Linked DNA regions of Homo sapiens: region 2 is linked to region 1. The links are chromatin loops, found by intact Hi-C in ENCODE. Cell type or tissue: pancreas. All regions are shown on one strand. Links, peaks and the distances in the headings refer to the core of each region. The heading gives the core; the rest is flanking DNA.

Region 1 (12,608 bases), core at 3,391-8,390:
GCTGCCATTTTTAGAGCATTCTCATTTAAATAGATGGGAGAATAATACCTTTAATTTAACTAAGAAGCCAAACAAGCTTTGAATTTGAAAAGCTAAAGATTAAAACCAATAATTAAGGTTCAAAATTGCTCCAGGGAAACGAAGTTCTCCTTTTCATACATCTCCTGTAACACAAGGAATTCTCCAGGCAGGTCTAGGCATGAACCTTCTGCAGAGAGGTGTCATGGGAAAAGCAGGAAGAGGACACACAAAGGCTCCAAAGCCTACCTCTGTTACTTATTTTATTATTATTATTATTATTTTTGAGACAGAGTCTCACTCTGTCACCCAGGCTGGAGTGCAGTGGCGCAATCTCAGCTCACTGCAGCCTCAGCCCCCAGGCCCAAGCAATTCTCCTGCTTCAGCCTCCCAAGTAGCTGAGATTACAGGTGCACGCCACCAAGCCCAGCTAATTTTTGTATTTTTAGTAGAGACAGGGTTTCACCATGTTGGCCAGGCTGGTCTTGAACTCCTGACCTCAAGTGATCTGCCTCCCTCAGCCTCCAAAAGTGCTGGAATTACAGGCGTGAGCCACCATGCCCAGCCTCTATTACTTATTAAGTAGCAAGACACCTTGGACAATGACCACCTCTCTCAGAGCCTGAATCTCCTCATGTGTAAAACTGGAAGCATCAAACTCCTGGATGGTTATGAAGCTGAATTAGATAACTTTTATAAAGCAGTGGTCTCTAAACTTTTCTGGCTTTCCACCTTATCTCTAAAAACATATACAATCAGCCCTCTATATCCATGGATTCAATCAACCTTGGATTGAAAATATGAAATTAAAAAAAATAATAACAATCCAACAGTAAAAAAGATACAAATTTAAAAATACAGCATAATAACCATTCACATTATGTTAGGTATTATAAGTAATCTAGAGATGATTTAAAAGTATACAGGAGAATGAGCATAGGTTATATATTAATACAAATACTATGCCATTTTACATAAGGGACTGAAACATTCATCGATTTTGGTATCCTTGGGGGGGGTCCTGAAACCAATGCCCCCTTGGATACTGTACATAAATGTGTGTGTGCATATAACTTACAAACTATATAAGTTCTAATTGTACTTTTATAGTGTGTATACACATAACCAGAAATTTTAATATGCAAAAAAATAATAATAAATAGAAGTTCTAGGCTGGACACAGCGGCTCACACCTGTAATCCCAGCACTTTGGAAGGCTGAAGCAGGAGGATCACTTGAGCCCAGAAGTTTGAGACCACACTAGGCAACATAGTGAGACTCCGTCTCAATCGACAGATTAGACAGCTAGATGAATGTTTCTTCCTGCTTCCCAATGAATTGTCCCAGGGACCCCTCAGGAGGCCCAAAAGCCTGACATCTGATATGCAGTGAAAGATGACATCTTTCTCCATCCCATTCCCCACCGTGCAAAGGAAAGAGGAGCACCAGCAGGGGCCAACAGCTGACATTAATTTGCCTTCTCTTCTTCCTTCCCTCCTCTTGCAATTCCGGGAGTATTTAACCCTTCTTCAAGGTCTCAAGAATAGTGAACCCTAACAGACTCAGCCATTAAAAATGCTCAGCAAGTAGCACATTCCAAGTAAGTTTAGAGACAGACCAGAACAGGAACTGATGTAAACACTATTCTCTAGAGTCACAGAGATCTTTCAGAAACTACTTTGTGAATCTGCAAAGCTTGGGTTAGAATGAGGTTTACCAGATGAGTTGACTGGGTGCCTGGAGAATGAAGTGGCCCCAAGCTCTTAAAAAACACGGCCTGTGCAAAAATCTTTAACAGCTAACCAAAAAACAAGTCAGATCTAAAATACGGCTGTATGTGAGAAGTGTGTGTACTAGCCAGCTCCCGGGGAGAGGCTTACCTTCAGTATTTCAGGTTCTTTGATATCCAGAGATCTTGTGTTCCAGTGTCGCAGATTTTTGTGTAACTTGTGATATTTATGAGCACTTGGTGGTGTAAAAAACCAAATCACGCAAACTGCAGTCATGAATCCAAGGCCAATTCCCAGAAAGAGTCCACTCACATAGTGGGGGAGGGGGAGGATGAGGTACACATAGACACACATTATAAAGAAGCCCAACGTCTTCACTGGCAATTCCGGGTGCTGCACGGCCGAGTCCACCTCGTCCTCACTGTCAAGGACCACACCATCTTCCGCGAGCACCTCTGGCTTGAGAGGAATATCTGAGAGCTTATCAACTTTACTCTCCCCCTCCGTTTCCAAATCGAAGTCCTCAGTGTACAGTTCACAAAACTCTTCATCTTCTTTGCTCACTAAGGCAGACAAAGAACATTTCTCCAGAACTAGAGAACTTGTCTTCAGGCCTAAATCCTTCAGACTGCTCCCCTGGGAACTTTTCAGTTCTATCTCTCTTGTGGGCTCACCAGTGGACTTTGGGTGGTCACTTCTGGGGATGTTGGAATCACTTCCGTAGCCATCCCCCTCAGAATCACACTCCTCCTCCTTGATGCTGTAGTTGTTATTGCTTTCCAAGTGCCCATTCAAGCTGGACAGATTGGAGAGTTCTGAAGCACTTGAAGATAAGGCTTTGGGCCTATGGCTGCCACTTTCTTCCCCTATAATTTTACTAAGGAGCTGAAAAGGCTCATAGATGACTTCTGAAAGGCGTCGTTTAGTATCTTCAATTTTAGCCTCCATTTCGGGCACTTTAAAAAAGGAACGAGTATCAGAGGGAGAAGTCAGTGGGGAAGAAGGTGCAGTTTTGGAATCTCCACCTGTGTTTCGGGGCTGTGTGAACTGCTTGAACAGGTGTAAGTTCAGTTTGGAATCAGGTGGCTTATAGGACACTGTATCCGACTCCTGCCGGGAAGTGTCCGTGGACAGAGACTTGACTAATGTCTTCATCAAGTGCCTGTGCCTTGCGGGGTGTGGGGATTCTTTTGGCTCCACCTCGGTCGACAGGGACTTCACAAGGCTCATGAAGGGTTTTGCACTGGAAAGGGTGGAGGTTGAGGCACTGGATGAGAGGATGGGAGACTTAGAAGGAGAGGACAATGGGGAGGAAGAACTGGTTTTCTGCTCAGAAAGGGATGACACACTGGGAGAGCTAGCTAAGGGCCCCGACGAAGACGACCCTGGGGACACAGCCAATGGCACTGTACTTAATACTTGTGCTGCTGGAACAGGGGACTCCAACAGCTTTACAGTGTTCTTGGAGACGGGCAAAATGGCAGGGGCCTGGGACACGGACAGTCCATCTGCCAGGACAGGCGAGGCAGCAGGGCCGGCGGGGTCATGGCCAACTTGGGGTTCAAGATAGAGGTCTTCCTTGGCTTCCAGCCCTGTTACAATGCTTTGGTCATCCAGCCCCTCCTCAAAGTACTCCCTGAACTCCTCCTCCTCTTCCTCCTCCTCCTCGCCGGATGCCGAGAAGTGAATGGCGATGGTATCTCGGGACACGGACCTCTGCACGTGCACTTTAGGGGCTGATGGTTTTGGCATGTCAGTGGTTTTCTCGGCATGGCGACCATACAGACTTGTCATTGCCGGCTTCACAAGGGCTCAGGCTCTGTGAAAACAGTGAGAAAACCAGAAGTCAGAGAGCAGTTTCTCCACAGGAGACGCTGTCATTCGCAGATAGGAGCACAGATGAAGCTGTTTAAGTGGTGATTATGCTTTTACTTGGCAGATGTCCACCGTTTTTCACTTCATTGGGTTTAATGGTTTAATTTTCACTAAATTCCAGTTAGGCATTCTCTTTTATGAGCAAACTACATAACCAATGTTATAAATGCCATACAATCTGTCTTACTTCACAACACCTGAGTAATCATTTCCTCCCTTTTAACTGGTTAATTTCTACCAACAATTTTCTATCTTAAGCCTTAAAATACCTGAACAATAGATGTTACCAGCATTGCTTGAGAAGCCCAACAGGATAAAATGTAGCATCCTGTTGAGTTTGAGGATCTTGGAACAAAAATTTCACTAGGAGTCTTGTAGCTGTAACAAGCTAACCCAGGAGGGGTATTGCGTTCACTGCAATTTTCACAGCAATCCTAACAATTATTTGGCCTGCATCTCCCAACTTCCTGCTATTGCAAGTAAGTAGCAAAGTATCCAAATGTGGAAATCTGTAAACTAATTGCCATGGTCTGTTGGCCTCCTCAAATGGTAGGTACCATAAGACCAGAGTATTTAGGCAGCCATGAAGACATGAGGCAGCCATGAGGACATGGCCACGTTCTGAGGCATCAGGATAAAGCAAACATATTTTAAACTGAATGCAAGATTCATGTGTCAGGAAAATGAAGTATCACTGCTGTAACCCACCACCAACCAAGAACTCTACCAAGGACTGTGGTGAGAGATGTGGAAGCTATGCTTTCTGCCCTTCTGGAGCTTAATAGCTGATTGCTTCTTTCTGGAGCTTAGCTGGAACGAAGTCAGAAGCCTGAAAAGCTGGGCAGCAAAACAAGATGCCACGCCCACCTTGTGACATGGTACAGTCATCTCTCTTTATTCACTCATGGCCCATTTACTGGGCACTAGCCCTACTATGTAAAAATTAAGACCACACCTGGACAGAGACCATGTAAAAAGAGCCAAGACACAGGGCACGCTTCAGAAGTTCTGAGGAGGATGACACCAGTGTGGGAGGTGGGACATCCAACGGGTCTTTGGAACTGATGGGTGAGTTGTAGTGGGATGAGCATGATTAGGCAGAGGGAAGGGACAAGGGCATAAAGATGGCAATGGGCATGGTGTGTGCAGCCACCTGGCTCTATTCTGTTTCCAGGACAGAGGGTGAGTGTGGGGAGCAGTGGGAGGCCATTGAGACAAAAGGGGCATCGTGGGGCAGTGGAAAGAGCACCCAGCTTGGGCCCAGGACATAGGGCTTCTAGTACTTGTCTTTCTACAGCTGACTCTGTGGGACTTTGAACAAGCCAGGGCCTCTCGATGTCTCAGTATCTTGGTCTGTAAAATGGAGGTAGATCCACAGTCCTTTCCAAATTTAAAACGCTACACGTTTATGTTTACAGGTGACTGTATCCAACCCAACACAATACGCTTACAAGTAATCTACCACAATCGACATTATGTGGCTTGCTTATTTCTTTAATTTGAAGAGCTCCTAATTTAAGCCTTCTGCTAAATATTCAGGTTCAAAATGCTGGCAACTGATATTACCAACAAGAGAAATCATAAAATGGGTAGGGGAATAAGGGGGTTTGGGAAACAGTGATCCTGGATCACTAGAAGGAGGAAATATTCCAAGGATGACAAGAATTACATTCAAGGGCCCAGCTGCAACATGGACTCAAGCTGAAACTACACAATTTCAGTATCAAATATTTGAGAGAAGTTACCGTAAAAACTTTCACACACAGTTCTGTCCAGGCTCATTTGTGACCCTCAGGCTTTCCTATCCTGAATCCAGGAAAAGGGAATGATCTCTATCCACCAACAAAGCAATTTAAATCCAGGAACTGGCAGCAGCCAGAAAAACACAGCCTCGGGTCCAGGACAATCCTTCCCTGTTATCTTAAGCTAAGGAATTTGTAGGCTTAGTAAGAAGAAAAATATCAGAAGCAACATATGTTTTTCATTTAACTATCACCTAGTTTTATAAGGGCAATTTAAAAAGAAAATTATAGAGGTAATTTAAAAAGAAAAGTTTGGTATTTGATAATTCTCAGTGGGCTGAAAAACTCATTTAAGTTGCTTTCATAACATAAAAGGATGATATGTAAGGCTCTGCTGTTCTGAGGCTGCTTCACCCACAGCGGTGGCTATAAATGAAGGTAACTGTGGGCACAAGTCCAAGTACAAAGTGCATGATTTTGAGGTTGAACAGAGTGAATCGGTCCTTCAGGAACCAAGGCAAGAGTGGAGAGGCCCGTCTGCAGTTGAGGATAAGAAGGCCTGGGAATCTAAGGGCAAAGTTAGGCCCAGCCTAGCGCCAAAGGGTGAAAACAGCAATGCGTTCAGAAGCCTGCGGTCTCAGCAGTCAGGCCAGGCCCCAGGGAACAAAAAGCTGGCACCTGCTCAGGAAGCAGAGTTATTTTTCGTGTGGAGGTCACCAGGACCCTGCTTGCCTAATCCTCCACACACTTGGGCCCCCTGACTGGCCAGGTAAAGCGACCTCTGATCAGACTGGGCGGACAGAGCTGAAGGTGGGCCCCAGGGAGAGCTGGGTGTCAGGTGGCCAGATGGGGGCAGGCTCTGGCTCACTGTTGTTATTGTCCTCCAGGGCTCACTCAGACAGTGGCCTCAGAGGTTCACAGTAAATGCCCCCAAACCCACACTAACCAAAGCCTGGTTCCACTTCTCTAGATTTTTACTAAAATAAGCCACACGAGGCCGGAGCATCACTACTGCTCTTTAAATACAAGAAAATGTCCAGGCTTCTGTTTGCTCATCTGCAAAATGAGGGGATTAGGCTAGATAAACAAAGGCTGCTTCCAGGCCCCAAACTGCTGGGTAATTGAGTGTGCTAGAACCAGAGACCATGGTTTGGGCTCTAGACAACCTATCAAGTGGTCACTGCCTCTGCCTCCTCCTGGGGACCACTTCAAGTTCCCTCTTCTCTCTGTCCTCCCAGTGGCTGGCTGCTAAGGCCAACTGAGCCGACCCTCCCACAGCCACAGCCATGCAGGACAGCCAAGGCCAAGAGGAAGGACCTGACTGACACCCAGGAAGACTACATGGTTTGTCCAAGGGCACAGCACTGACAACATGGGCTTCCTGACACTGAGGCCCGATGCCCGGCAGGGTGCCTTTTCAAACATGCCACACACGCTCTTTATTCCTGCTTTGTCCCAGCTTTTGTACCTGCCCTCTGTGCTCCGTCATGGACAGCTCACTTACAAGCTAAGACCTCAGTTCTCAACCAGCAGCATGTGACTGGCCGCACTGAGAAATGAAAGGTCTCATTATCCATCTGACAATCTGGTACCATATAAAATGGCTAGCCTCCTGCCCTCTACTCCTGAAACTCAATTATACCCAGGCTCAAAAAAAGAGACAAGCTTCTCTCAAGCCCTCAGGAACTGAAAGGCCAAAAAAGAAAGCTTCCTTCTCAACAGTCTCTTTTTCCCATAGTTCCAGCAGACTACAAAGCCCTTGGGTTTTAACACTGACCCCCCAAGCCTTGTGATGGGAAGGAGAGCTGTAGCTCATGTTGTCGCCAGGCTCCCATAGGTATGATTTCGTGCTGGAGAGGTGTTTAAGCAAAAGTCTGACATGATCAAAGTGGTACACAAAATTAATCACGTCCCGTCCCAGAATGGATGAGGGTGGCAGAGGCAACATGGAAAAACAGGTCTGGAGTCTGGTTGTCTGGGAAGGCAGGCTCCATTATCAGGCTCACAATTCTGCTGAACACAACTAACAATGAATACATTGAAAAAAAATTTCTGAATGGCTGGGCACGGTGGCTCACACCTGTAATCCCAGCTACTAGGGAGGCTGAGGCACAAGAATTGCTTGAATCCATGAAACAGAGGTTTCAGTGAGCTGAGACTGTGGCACTGCACCCCAGCGTGGGTGACAAAGTGAGACTCTGACTCCAGAAAAAAAAAAGTCTGAAAGGCTTTGAAGCTTCAAGAACTGAGCAAGGAATAACAGTACAGAAACTAAAGAAAACAGGAACCCCGAGGTATGAGCTCTAGAGAAGCCACCTTGCCCTCAAGCATTGGCCTAGCCTAGTCTGGCAAAGGACACTTTCACTTTTTTTTTTTTTTTTTTTTTTTTTTTTTTAAAGACAGAGTCTTGCTCTGTCACCCAGCCTGGAGTGCAGTGGCACAATCTCGGCTCATTGCAACCTCCGCCTCCCAGGTTCAAGTGATTCTCCTGCCTCGGGCTCCCCAGTAGCTGGGACTACAGACGCCCGCCACCACACCTGGCTAATTTTTGTATTTTTAGTAGAAATGGGGTTTCACCATATTGGCCAGGCTGGTCTTGAACTCCTGACCTTGTGATCCACCAATCTTGGCCTCCCAAAGTGCTGGGATTACAGGTGTGAGCCACCACACCCGGCAGCCTTTCACTTTAACAGCCTCCTGAGCAGAAGTCAACATCCAGGGCTGGCCAGCGTGGAACACCAACTGGAGACTCTTCCTCAAGGAGCCGGGACCCCAAAGGACTACAGCTACTAGGTAACAGGTGAACCAGAAGCAAACCAGGCCTCACTTAGACTGGAGGCCTAGGTTTGCCTCCTCTGAAAGAACCAGGGAATCTCAACCATGAGCTTCTTCCAAGGTGGTCTTGGACCAGAAATACCTCCAGGGACCTGGCAGAAGAAATTCTCTCCCCACGAAAGCAAAGCACTTTCACCCGAAGCCTCAAGTTATTCCGAGAAATACTTTCTCAAATACAATGAATGGTAAGCACATAACCAAAGGTAACCAAGCAGATGAGGAAACAAGACTAAGGACCAGCAGAAATAGAATATAACAGAAAAATAAGGACTTCAGATAATGGAATTATCAGGCATAGATTTGTTTTTACAAGTATGCATCAAGATGAGTTTAAAATACCTACAGGGAGTCCAGGCACAGTGGCTCACGCCTGTAATCCCAGCACTTTGGGAGGCTGAGGTGGGTGGATCCCTTGAGGTCAGGAATTCGAGACCAGCCTGGCCAACATGGCAAAACCTCATCTCTACTAAAAATACAAAAATCAGCTGGACGTGGTGGCGCATGCCTGTAATTCAAGCTACTCAGGAGGCTGAGACACAAGAATCGCTTGAAACTGAGAGAAGGAGGTTTCAGTAAGGCAAGATTGGGCCACTGCACTCCAGCCTGGGCAACAGAGTGAGACTCCATCTCATCAAATAAAATAAAATAAAATAAAATAAAATAAAATAAAATAAAATATCTAAAGGGAGAATTACAGGCAAGCAGACCAGTTTTAAGGCTATTCTGGCAGCCAAAGCATGATGTAAGAAATGCCTAAACTAGAGGAGTGGATGTGGAGCTGGCAAGAAAAGGCAGATGGAAAGAGAAGGAAAAGAATGAAGCAACAGGACCAGATGGAAGGTTGGAAAGGAAAAGAAAACATGAGGAACAGTCCAAATTGACTTAAGTCACTAAAGAGATAAGTCTAGTTCCTGTGAAGGCAGGCAGGGGAGATAAGGGACGTGGTACACAGGTAATGCTCCTCCCCTACCCCACTCAGAGACGTCCACATCCTAGTCCCTAAAACCTGTGAATCTGTTACTTCCCATGGCAACAGAGATTTTGCAGATATGATTGAGATGGAAAGATTATCCTGGATTGCCTGGGTGGGCCCAATGTAATCACAAGTGCCCTTAAAAGATATGAGGAAGGCAGAAACTCAGAGAAGGCGATGTGAAACAGAAGCAGACATCAGAGTAATGAGAGCAAGGAGCATGACCCAAGGAATGCAGGTGGCCTATGGAGGGGAAGAAAATATCTGCAAATCATTTATCTGATAAGGGGTTAATATCCAGAAAATGTAAAGAACTCTAATAACAAACAACTTGACACCTTATACAAAAATTAACTCAAGATGGATTAAAGACTTAAACGGAAAACCCAAAAACTATAAAAACCCTAGAAGAAAATCTAGGCAATACCATTCATGACATAGGCACAGACAAAGATTTCATGATGAAAACGTCAAAAGCAATTGCAACAAAAGCAAAAACTGACAAATGGAATCTCATTAAACTAAAGAGCTTCTGTGCAGCAAAATAAACTATCATCAGAGTGAACAGGCAACCTACAGAATGGGAGAAAATTTTTGTAATCTATCCATCTGACAAAGGTCTAATATCCAGAATCTACAAGGAACCTAAACAAACGTACAAGAAAAAAACAACCCCATTAAAAAGTGGGCAAAGGACATGAACAGACATTTCTCAAAAGAAGACATTTATGCAGCAAAAAAAATATGAAAAAAAGCTAAATATCACTGATCATTAGAGAAATGCAAATCAAAACCACAATGAGATACCATCTCACACCAGTCAGATGACAATTATTAAAAAGTCAAGAGAAAACAGATGCTGGTGAGACTGTGGAGAAATAGGAATGCTTTTACACTGTTGGTGGGAATATAAATTAGTTCAACCATTGTGGAAGACAGTGTGGCAATTCCTCAAAGACCTAGAACCAGAAATACCAGTTGACCCAGCAATGCCATTACTGGGTATATACCCAAAGGAATATAAATCATTCTCTTATAAAGATACATGCACACATACGTTCACTGCACCACTATTCACAATAGTAAAGACACAGAATCAACCCAAATGCCCATCAATGATAGACTGGACTAAAAAAATGTGGTATATATACACCATGGAATACTATGCAGCCATAAAAAGAAATGAGATCATGTCCTTTCCAGGGACATGGATGGAGCTAGAAGCCATTATCCTCAGCAAACTAACACAGTAACAGAAAACCAAACACTGCATGTTCTTACTTATAAGTGGGACCTGAACAATGAGAACACTTGGACACAGAGAAGGGAATAACACACACTGGGGCCTGTCAGGGGGCAGGGGGCAGGAAGAGGGAGAGCATCAGGATAAATAGCTAATGCATGTGGGGGTTAACACCTAGGTTGACAGGTGCAGCAAACAAGCATGGCACACATTTACCTATGTTAACAAACCTGCAAGTCCTGCACATGTATCCTGGAACTTAAAATTAAATTACATTTTTAAAAAAATGGGCAAAGGACTTGAAAGGACAGTTCTCCAAAAAGATATACAAATGGGCAACAAGCACATGGAAAGATGCTCAACATCACTAGTTATTAGGAAAATGCAATTAAAACCGCAATGAGATATCACCCCACATCCATTAGGATGACTACAATTAAAAAAGAAGAAAAGAAGTGTTGGCAAGGTTGTACAGAGATTAGAGTTTTTGTGCACTATTGGCAAGACTGTAAAATGGCGCAACTGGTATGGAAGTTTCTCAAAAGTTAAAAATAGAACTACCATATAATCCTCCAATCCCACTTCTGGGTATATATCCAAAAGAATTGAAAGCAGGGTCTCAAAAAGATATTTGCACACCCATGTTCACAGTGGCATTTCAGACAATGGCCAAGAGGTGGAAGCAACCCAAGTGTCCACTGACAGATGAATGGACAAACACAAGGGAATATTATTCAGCCTTAAAAGGAAGGAAATCCTGTCACATGCTACTACATGGATGAACCTTGAGGACATTATGCTAACGAAATAAGCTGACTAGTCACATAAAGACAAATACTGTATGATTCCACTTACAAGAGGTATCTAAAGTAGTCAAATTCATAGCAACAGAAAGGAAAATGAAGAGTTCCATGGGCTGGCAGAGGAGGAAATGGGGAGATGTTGTTTAATGGATACAGAATTTCAGTTTTATAAGATGAAAAAGTTCTGGAGATTGGTTGTATAACAATGTGAATATACTTAATACTACCGAACTTAAAAATGGTTAAGATGGTAAAATTTTGCTATACGTATTTTATCATAATTAAAAATAAAATTTGAAGGCCAGTATATGTGCAGGTTAGTTACATTTTAAAAAGCAAAAATTGGTCAGGCGCGGTGGCTCACGCTTGTAATCTCAGCACTTTGGGAGGCTGAGGTGGGTGGATCACCAGGTCAAGAGATTGAGACCATCCTGGCCAACATGGTGAAACCCGTCTCTACTAAAAATACAAAAATTAGCTGGGTGTGGTGGTGGGCACCTGTAATCCCAGTTACTCGGGAGGCTGAGGGAGGAGAATCGCTTTAACCTGGGAGTCAGAGGTTGCAGTGAGCTGAGATCGCGCCACTGCACTCCAGCCTGGCAACAGAGCGAGATTCCAACTCACAAAAAAAAAAAAAAAAAAGCAAAAATTGGAGGTCAAGATGGGAGGACTGCTTAAGGCTAGGAGTTTGAGACCAGCCTGGTCAACACAGGAGACCCATCACTATTTTAAAAAATAAACAAATAATATAAAATTTTAAAAGATTTCACTCTTCAAAACTACAAAGAAATAATACTCTGAACCACTTGTTATGCCAACTAAAACAATTCTATTCAAAAACTTCACATTGTTCTTTAGTGTTTACACTACAGTGTGGTTAAGTTATAAGATAATAGATGTAAATGTATTTATGCTCCCATACATTTGGGGTGGGGCAGGGGTGGGGTGGGGGAGGCTATTTGGAGCCAAATGCCCTCTAAACCTTAGCCTTGATCCGGTATGTTTCCAGAAAGCAGGATGTCTCAAACTCTTCTGCTGATGGGTCCTTCCTAAGGTCTTTGCCAGAATCCTCCTTTAAGGTTGCTATCCCTATGAAGAAGTTCATCTCTCCCATTAAGACTGAGAAAGCCTCTAATAAGGGCTTCTCTCTCCAGAATTTATGTAGGATTCTGTTCTATCTAGTTTACAAATTAGTAGCTGCCATCTAACTTGAACTCATAAAAAACAAAGGCCTCAAACTGGAGCCAACTGCGCTCTGTGTCAGTGGAGTCAGAGTGAGCGTATCAAACAGCAATGAGGTTTATTTGCTTTCTGTTCACCCAAAAAGGTCATCATCATCAATTAGGCCATGAAAAACCAATCAACAATAAATCAGGCTGTATAATAAAA
Region 2 (9,723 bases), core at 3,779-8,778, 51 kb before region 1:
CATGAATAGCAGTGAATGTGGACGCATACGTGGCAAGCACCTCAGGGACCGGCCTGGTTGCCACCCCCGGTGCCCAAGACCCCCTTTGCAATGGAGTCCCTGTGCCCCTGTGCCCACATGGTGCTGTTTCTAGAAAGGGCTCCTTGCACAAACGCATCTGCCTGAGGTTGCTCTGCCACACTCCCTTTTTATTAGATCTCATTTTCAAGACTGCTTCTGCTTCAGGTGCTTCATTTTCTAGGCAGCTGGTTCTGCAACTCTGTCGTCATGAGCTAGATTTAATGTGCTCAGCTATGCGTGGGGGTGGGGTGGGGACAGCAGGACAAGGAATTGAGTCTGACTAGATCAGGACTCCAGCAATTCAAATTGGGGAAGTCTATAAGACTTTCCCTGTCAGGAAAGCCTCTTAACTACTCCTGGTGTCGGTTCTCTCAGGCTTTTATGTCCAAGAACGTGATGCCTTTATGTCCAAGAACGTGATGAAAAGACAGGTTTCCTCATGGTTTCACATGGGACCGAACAAGACTCAGAAGTTACAGGGTATGAAATGCTATGTGGAGAGTTGATAAATACCACACTCACCAGAAAATATAAATCCACAGATTGCCGAATCCAAACATATTTTAACAAATAGAAAAATGAAAGGAAAATAGCACAGACACCGGTTAGATTGCATATAGCTGGTAAAATTCTCCAATTATTAAAATAGAAACATTTCATTAAGTAACTTGAATAAATCAGAATAATCTAAGTAAAAGAATATTCTCCAATGCATAACCCAGCTCCCCCAATCTGCTACTACCACAAGCATGAATAAAAGCATTAGGTCAGTACCAGAACCAAGCAAAAGTCTAAGAGCCAGTATCTTATATTTAGACCCCATGGAGGTAGCTCCTTGTGACATTTTCATGTCATCATACTGTTGATTCCATGCAAAGGGCTAAAGATGTGAGAAGTAGCCTCTAGTCAACATTTTTAATTTGGTAAAAACAATAATATAATTTAAATTTATAGTCAAAGCAGTAATTTTAAGGAGAATAGGATGTAAAAGTTCCAGTTTATCTATTCTAGGCATTTAAGAGGGAAAAAAATTAAGCTTCATGAGTTACCTCACAATTTTGGAATATTTACTAAATCAGACAAACCCTAGGCAGCAGATACACTATCTACAAAGAGAGGGATTTACTACGCAAGTCAATATTGTATTATTTAGGGAAAATGCTTCTCAAAACACTTTTAGGAGCACCCTCTGTGCTACAAAATCAATCATCTAATTATAAATAATTCTGACTTTGTGATTAAAGCAGGTAGATTCAGCCTGCTCCACATATTGCTGTTTATGACCGGAAGGATCTTCATGATTCTATTCGAGGATCATTTTATTGCTCGGATGAGTCTGCCCTGCTTGTCTGAGTCAGTGATGTTTTCTGGGTAATCAATTCCATGTGTACCACCACCAGCACTGAGGTCAAAGGCGCTGTCACAGCTGAGCTGGGTTGGGAACTCACAGGCCACTGGGGATGAGACTAGGAAACCATTCCCTGAAATGCTCTGGTCCAGGAGCACTTACACAGAAGCTCACTCAACATCCAGGGGCCACTACACATCAAATCTGCTTCTCAAAGGCTGGAGGGAGAAGCTGGTGCCCCAGGATTGGATTAGTAAATTCATATATAGCCCCTTACCCTTCTTTGCCAATTTCTCCAACCTTCAGGGCTTCAACAAGAGGCTCTTTACCTAGTTTGGTCAAATTCATTTTGGTCTCGAGAGTCATCAGAAAGGACCCATTGTAGGACATTTCCAAATCAATCCAGAGTCCTGGAGAAATGGTGAAAAAACAGAAGGTTTTTTTCCCTCAAAAAAACACATGACTATAAATGACTTACATTTAAAAATATCTAAATAGGCACCATACTGAAAGTCCATGTATCGTCTACTACTCTAGTTGAGAAGAGGACTGAGAGCACATTGTGCCATCGACACACACGAGAACAGGTCATGGAATACATCGAGCCCCTGGTAAACAGCCAGCATCTGAGGACCCATTCACAGGATCCTGGGGAATTCAGTGCACAAGTCAGCATTGGAAGGGTCCCATCCTCTGGCTTCTAAAATCTCCTTGTATTTAGTAAGAAGACATATGCCTAGCGGAAGAAAATGGCTTGACCCAGGGCAAAGCCAGGACAAGGCATGCTGATGCCCAGCCAGTTACGAGGCACAAGGGAAGTGCTAAGACTTCTCTGTAAGCTGGGTTGTTCTTTAAAGACACATATGAGAACCGCTGTCTTTCTTAAAATTCTCCAGTATTGGGAGTGGGACACAGAAAATGGCTCAGATTTAACAGGAAGAGTGACAAAAACGTTTAAGACCTTCCTTTCTTTCTGGAAACTGCCCACTGATGGGAACCAAAGAATTAACTTTCAATTCCCAGGATTATCCAGATACAATTGCATAATCACTTTGTACCTTAGGCTAAAAATCAGCTCCTTAGGAAAGATACTATGCCAATGAGATCATATCTAAAAGGCTTGTAGCTTCATGGAATTTTACTGCAATGGCCGCTGTTCAGTGGTTTAAAATGCAAACAGGGTTTATCTCATGACCCTCTTCTACTTGAGGATTCTATGATTTGTCAAGTATTTTTCTGTGATTTTTCAGACTCGGGGCTCCAGAAGACCTCATGGACTTTCTATCAAAATGTGATCCTTTAAGTGGGTGTTTAAATGTTAATAAACTTTTATAGATCCTCACATGACAAATGACATCTAAAAGGAAGCAGGAAATTAATCTAAAACCATCGTTCACATACAGCATTGTTTTCAAGCAATTACAGTAAACAGCCCATCCCCTACACGGCCACCACCTCAGATAAAACCACTGCTTAACCCCACCCAGCACTAATGGTGTCATTCCTCACTAAAGGCAGGATGATTTCCATTTTGTTTTCAACAAATTCTTTTTACCATAATGGAAGGTAATTATTTTCCATGAATGACCTGGTTTAATTAAGTGATATGGAGATCAATTGTGATTATCTTCTTTGCAGCAATACTCACAAAACTGTTGTATTTCTTGTTTACATTAAGCAGTTAGAAAGAATTAATTAGCTTGCTCTTCAAAGGTACTATTACTGGAAATAAAGGGTATATCTGCTTTAATAAAGACATTTAGTTTTTAATCACTTCAGGAGAAAGGGGATTAGAGCAAAAGGCTAATATTAATAGATTTAAACTCAATGTAAAAGAACAACAATAAAGGAGATATTTATTGTTGTATAGTATTTCCAGCTTTGAAAATTAATATTCAAACTACCTAGTTACTATATACATCCAAACATAATCGTTTCTTTTGAAAATTCTAGTCAAGTTTCTAATAAATATTAATAGTATGCGTTGCCTTTGAAAATGGACATATTAAAGGCACCAGAATTATACTTCTTACAAAATGGAAAGTTTTGCTAGTCTGTTTTTTAAATGAAGATATATGGATTTAGGCTTAGTAAACTGCTGGCTCATGCCCAGTCACGGGGACATTCTACCAAATGATGTGTGGTCCAGCGTCCCTGCCAGGAGCTGGGAGGTGGAGGAAGGCCCAGGGAAGAGCAAGGAGCCCAGTCACATAGATTGGGGCTTGTGTTTCACTGGAAGTTTCTTCACTTCTGTGCCATCAGTACCTTTGTCTGCACCAAGGAGACCTATACTGCCTCTTTCAGGGAGAGCTGTGTACACCCTGGCACCTGGCACAGTCTGACCAGGCAGCCTCCCTTTTTCTGCATTCACCAGCCCACCCTTACTTCTTGCTCTGTCTCCCTTGCTGCTGTTGCCAGGGAAGAGGCTGTACTGGTCAGCCATGGAGCCTGATATCTGAGGATGAGGCTTGGGCATCTGACTGAGCCTCTGCCTGGGTGAGGGGTCTGTTTTAAACACTGAATATACCTCATGAGACCCACTCACAGGGCCCTGCTCAGCCCTGGCACTCATAAAAATATGAAAGAGTCAAGAATGCTTTAAGAACTTTTTTCTTCCCTGAGATGGGGTCTCACTCTCACCCAGGCTGGAGTGCCACCTGGTACGATCTTGGCTGACTGCAACCTCCGCCTCCCAGGCTCAAGTGATCCTCCCACCACAGCCTCCTGAGTAGCTGGGACCACAGGGGTCCGCCACCATGCCCGGCTAACATATATATATATTTTATTTTTGGTAGAGATGGGGTTTTGCCATATTGCCCAGGGTGATTTCAAACTCCTGAGCTCAAGTGATCCACCTGCCTTGGCCTCCCAAAGTGCTGGGATTACTTTGGGAGGTGTGAGCCACTGCACCTGGCCTGGAATGGTTTAAGAACTTTTAAAAGCAGACATGAATGGTAAATAAATATTCCAACAAATGACTCTAATATGATGTGCTTGCATTCAGATGAGGGTAAGAAGACTATTTTAGCATTAAGTGTAGGAGAAATTTGCTTTTGTAACAATGATTCAGCAGGCAGAACGTGACCTGAAAACCTGGGGACACGGGCAACTCCCAAAACTTGGAGCAAAGACCAACCGGTTACGTGACAGGTGAGTCAGGAGGCCCCTGCCTTGCAAGACTGAAAGATGAAATTCACAGTTACTAGAAAGGTTGTCTTCCCCTTGGGGACTAACATAGCAACAATGAGCACACGGGGACATACACTGCCCCATGAGCACCATCTTCCACTGTAACCCAGCTAAATGCTACTTAATCTAGAGGAATGCGGTTACAGGGCCCTTTCTTTTGTAGTCTTGACAAATGGTTAAGACTTAGCTGTAGGCATTTCACTGAAAATACTTTCTATAACCATGTGCCCTGGCTGGTGCTCAAGAACAAAACCAGAAATTGAGGAGTGGGATAATCTTTGATGCCTTTAAATAGGAGTAAGCAGGCAGTCCTGAGAGGTTCTCTGGGAAAGGGGGCTGGAGGCACGCATACGAAGGGTCTATTCCACATCATGTTGAGAGGTTGTCCAGTGGTAACCAGTGGCACCCGATTATTAACGAGCCCCTATAAAACTGGCACTTCAGGCTGGGCACAGTGTCTCACGCCTGTAATCCCAGCACTTTGGGAGGCTGAGGCAGGCGGATCACTTGAGGCCAGGAGTTCAAGACCAGCCTGGCCATCATGGTGAAACCTCGTCTCTACTAAAAATACACAAATTAGCTAGGCATGGTGGTGCGCACCTGTAGTCCCAGCTGCTAGGTACGCTGAGGCACGAGAATGGCTTGAGCCTGGGGGGCAGAGGTTGCAGTGAGCCGCGATCGCCCTACTGCACTCTAGCCTCTGTCTCAAAAGAAGAAGAAGAAAAAAAAAAAAAACCCTGGCACTTCATGCAGCAACACGAGTGACAATGTAGTAAGACTTAGTCTGTGTACAAGGACCTGGAAGGAGCTCAGATGCTGTTTTTCCACTCTTCAGTTTCACAGCGGCAGGATCAATTACCACTACCACCACTACACAGAGACACTGTGGCAAAAATTACAGCTTATTCCACCAAAAAGCGTGTATGCGTTCTTAATGTACAATATCAGAGCCAAAAGCACTGAGATGAACCCCTGCCCTCAGGAAGTGTATGTTTGAAGAAAAATAAAAGTGGCCTAGGCCAGCTGCTGCAGCTCAGACCATGATGCCAGTTGGTATCATAAAATGCCTTGGCGTATGTCCCCACAGATAAGGGGTGGCCACAACCACAAGAGGCTCTTCTGCCTTCGGCCTGGTTTTCCAGTTAACAGACCCCATGGCCTCAGTCCTCCCGTGGCCATGTGAATCTAATAATCTCACACAGCAGTTCACTGTTTTATTACTATTTAGGCATCTGTCTCACTGGAGTAGGCTTGAGAGGGCACCTGCTGCTTGGGAGTAGTTAAGGGAACCAAAACCCTGCACACCTGAACTTGGTCCTCACGTTATTTTCTCCTCCATTTCCTTCTACCTGTAACTATTAACAGCTGATTTCACTCTGAAAGTCAATATTTGGCATCCAAAGAACAAAACTTCTTAAAATGGAACATTTGATAACATTATCAAGAACAGATGTTGGAGTTATTCAGCTCTGGGAAGAACACACCAGTGACTGTTGTGCTCCTGGCAAAGAGACTGGTGCCATATTGCTCATTCAGATACTACAGAAAATTAGCAATTCCTTGTGTGTGGATGTGTCTTTGATGATAGACATCATTTTTAGCCTTATCTACCTGTAACTGTCCTCTGAAATAGAGCTCCACCCCTTCAAGGTTGACAAGCTGCAAATCAGGGTCCCCTGTCCCCCACCCGACCCATGTTCCACAAGAGGTATGATTTCCCCTTCCCACACTAAGCCCTTTCCACACTAAGTGTTTTTCTTCCCGTAGCACAGTCTGGTCAGAGCCACTCCTATCAGCCCCACGTGCTAGAGTATGGCCCTGCCTTGGTGCTCAGGCCCAGGCAGCCCCAGTGGCTGTAGCTGCCCTCTGATGTCACTCTTGAAGCACGTGTGGCAGGAGGAGTGGGCAAGTCATGACTGACTCTGGCTCCAGTTTTCTGTCATTACTCAGGTGGCAAAGTAGCATCACTCCCAACACTGGATGTGAAGGCACCAGGCACACAGGTAGTGGATCCTGGTAGGATCCAGTCTGGAACACTGGATGTGAAGGCACCAGGCACGTGGGTTAAGGTCTGGAATATCAGTCCAGATGACTAAGGGCAGCTCTGGAGACAGACAAGGTTTCTATTTCTGTGGGACATGGTAATATTTCCATAGAATCTGAGACATTCAGTCTAAATTTGGGCTGTTATTTGGTATCTTGAAAACAAGGCAAAACCCAGTCGGGTCCTCTGTCTGTGTGGACACTCAGTGGCTATTTGCAGTTTTAAATTCATGTTGCAAACATCCCGAAGACTAAATGAATTCATCTAAGCCTGAGGGGTTGTGGTCTGCATCCTTGGATCATTCTGACGCTGCTGACACACCTGTGGGCACCTGTTCTGAAACCGCTGGACTCAGGCACAGAAGATAAAAACCTGCTGACAGAAGCGGCCCCCACCCAGCCTCTTCAGGATGATTTTATTAATACTAACACAGTGGCCGGAGAGCAGCAGCTAACACTGATGCTTACTACGTGCCACGTGCTCCGAGTGCTTTACACGTAACACTGCATCTCTACCACACCCAAACGAGGCGGGCAGGACTGCCATCAGCACTTGAAGGATGAGGAAACTGAGGTATAGAGTGGTTAGTGGCTTCCCCACAGTTGTACCGCTGAATGGTGTACGAGCAGGACCCAAACACAGGTGACCTGGCTGTAGAGCCAGTGCTCATGGGCAGCCTCTGATGGGGCCTAGACTCCATGAAACAGGTTGGAAGTGTGAGGCTGCTGCTGACCCGGGCAAGTCACCCCTCTCTGGGCTTTGGCTCATACACACATGGCAGGGTGGATTGAGGCAATCTGACTGCCCTTTCAAGTCTTCCCAGTTCTTCAAGGGTTTTGAAAAAGAGCTATGTTTTCTAAATTTTTAGCCATAAGAAAAAAGATTTGGAGAGCATATACCAAAAATGTACTAAAAAGGTAACCCTGGTTATCTCTGAATGGTGGGATGATGGGTAATATTTTCCTTTTTACCTTTCCTGAATATTTCTGTTTTTCCCACAATGAGTATTTGTTGAATGAATGAACAAACATTACCCTAATGGAGTTAATAAAATGACTGGAAAGAGTTTGGCTGAGTGGCAGGCCCTGGAGGTGGCAGCCCAGGGTAGGGATGAGGGCTGGGTAGAGGAGGCCAGTCTGGTGGGGGAAGGGTAACATACACAGGTTTCTGGACCTTGCTGTGTGGCCTAAAGGAAAGAAAGGAAATCCATATATATCCCACAGGTAGAGCAGCTAGTTCCAGGGTGTGTGTGGAGTGAGGAGGCGTCAGAGCTGAGGCAGGAGGAGCACAGCCAGTTTCTAAGGGACACAGCTTGCCTATCGTCCAGCCATCTGCCTTTGGTGGGAAGTGAGGCTGCTCTGGAAAAGGTGGTCATTTAACCTCATTCAATTCACTTGAGACAGGTTGTGTGTGTTGGAACAGGGACAAGCCAACATGGCCATTGTGTGCGATTTCATTCAGAAGAACCACAGACTTGACTTCTTACAGCAGCAAGGCCATGAAAGCTGAGAATGCCATTTTGTTTTGTTTTGTTTTGTTTTTGTTTATCCTAGTAGGATCTGCCAGCTTTGATCTGTAGGATGGTCAACTGGACACTATGGCCGCCTCCATGCTAAATGCCCTAACAGCAGCATCCAGGCAGCCATGATAATAACAATCCTTAGTTGACATGCATAGAGCTCCTCCTTGCTCCAGATGCTGTTCTAGTGCCTTTTTTGTATTGACTCATTTAATCCTCACGACAAGCTTATGAAGTAGGTGCTGTAAGAATCCCTGTTTGAGCTGGGCGCAGTGGCTCATGCATGTAATCCCAGCACTTTGAGAGGCTGAGGTGGGTGGATCACCTGAGGTCAGGAGTTCAAGACCAGACTGGCCAACAGGGAGAAACCCCCTCTCTACTAAAAATATAAAAATTAGCCAGTCATGGTGGCAGGTGCCTGTAATCCCAGCTACTTGGGAGGCTGAGACAGGAGAATCACTTGAACCCAGGAGGTGGAGGTTGCAGTGAGTTGAGATCATGCCACTGCACTCCAGGCTGGACGACAAGAGTGAAACTCCATCTCAAAAAAAAAAGAATCCCTATTTGAGAGATGAGGAAGTGAAGTGGTTCAGGGGTTTGCCTGAGGCCACGAAGCTGTGGACCAGGTAGTCGGGTCCAGAGCTGGTGCTCAAAACCAGTGCTGCCTCTTGCCTCAAGAAGAGCATCCCTAGGATGGGATAATCCAACCAGTTGTGGCCAAAATATCCCTTCTGAACATATTCCTCCAACAAACAAGCACAAGCCAGGAAATATTTTTAAAAAGAATGTGAGGGGATCCCATAGGAGGTGGCGCTCCTTAGAGCTGTGAAGGCCTCCTTCACCTGGGTCGCATTTCCCTGGAAGGTGAGCTCTGCTTTTCAGAGTCAGTTTGCTTGTCACCCAGATTCAAATTTCACTAAAAGGAAAGATTCCCCCGTAGAGCACTGGAATCCAAAATGCTTATTTATTTCTTTCACGGTCATTTCTGTTTTATCATCATACATGCATCATTTGTGGACTTGGAAAAACCTGATTTGATCAAACTTTGAAAACCCCACTGGCTTTATGTCTTTATCGTTCCTTTAATACCATTTTCTCCCTTGTTACACAAGCAGGCAAGTCTCTAAAAACGTACCCTGAAAGGAGTTAAATAGCCTCAAATGGATTAAAAACTGGCAAAGCTTTGATCTATATAGTGAAATATCTCACCATAGCTCCTGCTCTAGAAGAACAGTTAAGAAGCTTGACACTTAGGTGTTTGGTGAATTTTACTCAAAGCCTGACCAAAGCTGCCCTGAGAGGCTGCAGAGTTCAAAGCCACAGGGGCCTGGTTGTGGCCCTGCTCCCCTCTCCTCGGAAATTTCTACAAATTCAGCAAAGGGCAGTCCTGAGATAAGAGGCTGCTTACACATTAGAAAATAGAGCGTGCACACTTATTATTTAGTTTCTTTAAGCCTCACATGAGGTTTGTGTTAGCTGATCATTCACCAGCTTCTTATACATTTCTAAAGAGGCAAAGAGCAAAAAGGAATAGAGAGGCCACCTGAGTTAGAGGAAGAAAGG

What was found. Peaks named below come from ENCODE experiments on the same cell type or tissue, not always from the same donor. Only the 100,000 strongest peaks of a DNase experiment are listed, where the experiment ranks them.
Region 2: it touches region 1 in a loop (2.3-fold over the local background); 18 of 110 quality-filtered maps call a loop at or near these places.

Annotation. Positions count from the first base shown.
Region 1 is chr17:64,210,676-64,223,283 of GRCh38, forward strand. TEX2 (testis expressed 2) reads right to left here. Exons shown (of 12, transcript NM_001288732.2): 2 at 1,899-3,567. The coding sequence starts at 3,542. Among named protein-coding and RNA genes, the nearest start is that of TEX2, 46 kb to the right of the region's middle. RefSeq lists enhancers at 5,534-6,366, 5,965-6,164, 6,367-7,198. In pancreas, for the core only: no CTCF peak of the experiment used is centred there; a DNase peak (open chromatin) is centred at 6,106; H3K27ac peaks cover 1,793 bases.
Region 2 is chr17:64,159,116-64,168,838 of GRCh38, forward strand. TEX2 (testis expressed 2) reads right to left here. Exons shown (of 12, transcript NM_001288732.2): 8 at 1,686-1,818. Among named protein-coding and RNA genes, the nearest start is that of SNORA50C, 18 kb to the left of the region's middle. In pancreas, for the core only: no CTCF peak of the experiment used is centred there; no DNase peak of the experiment used is centred there; H3K27ac peaks cover 2,946 bases.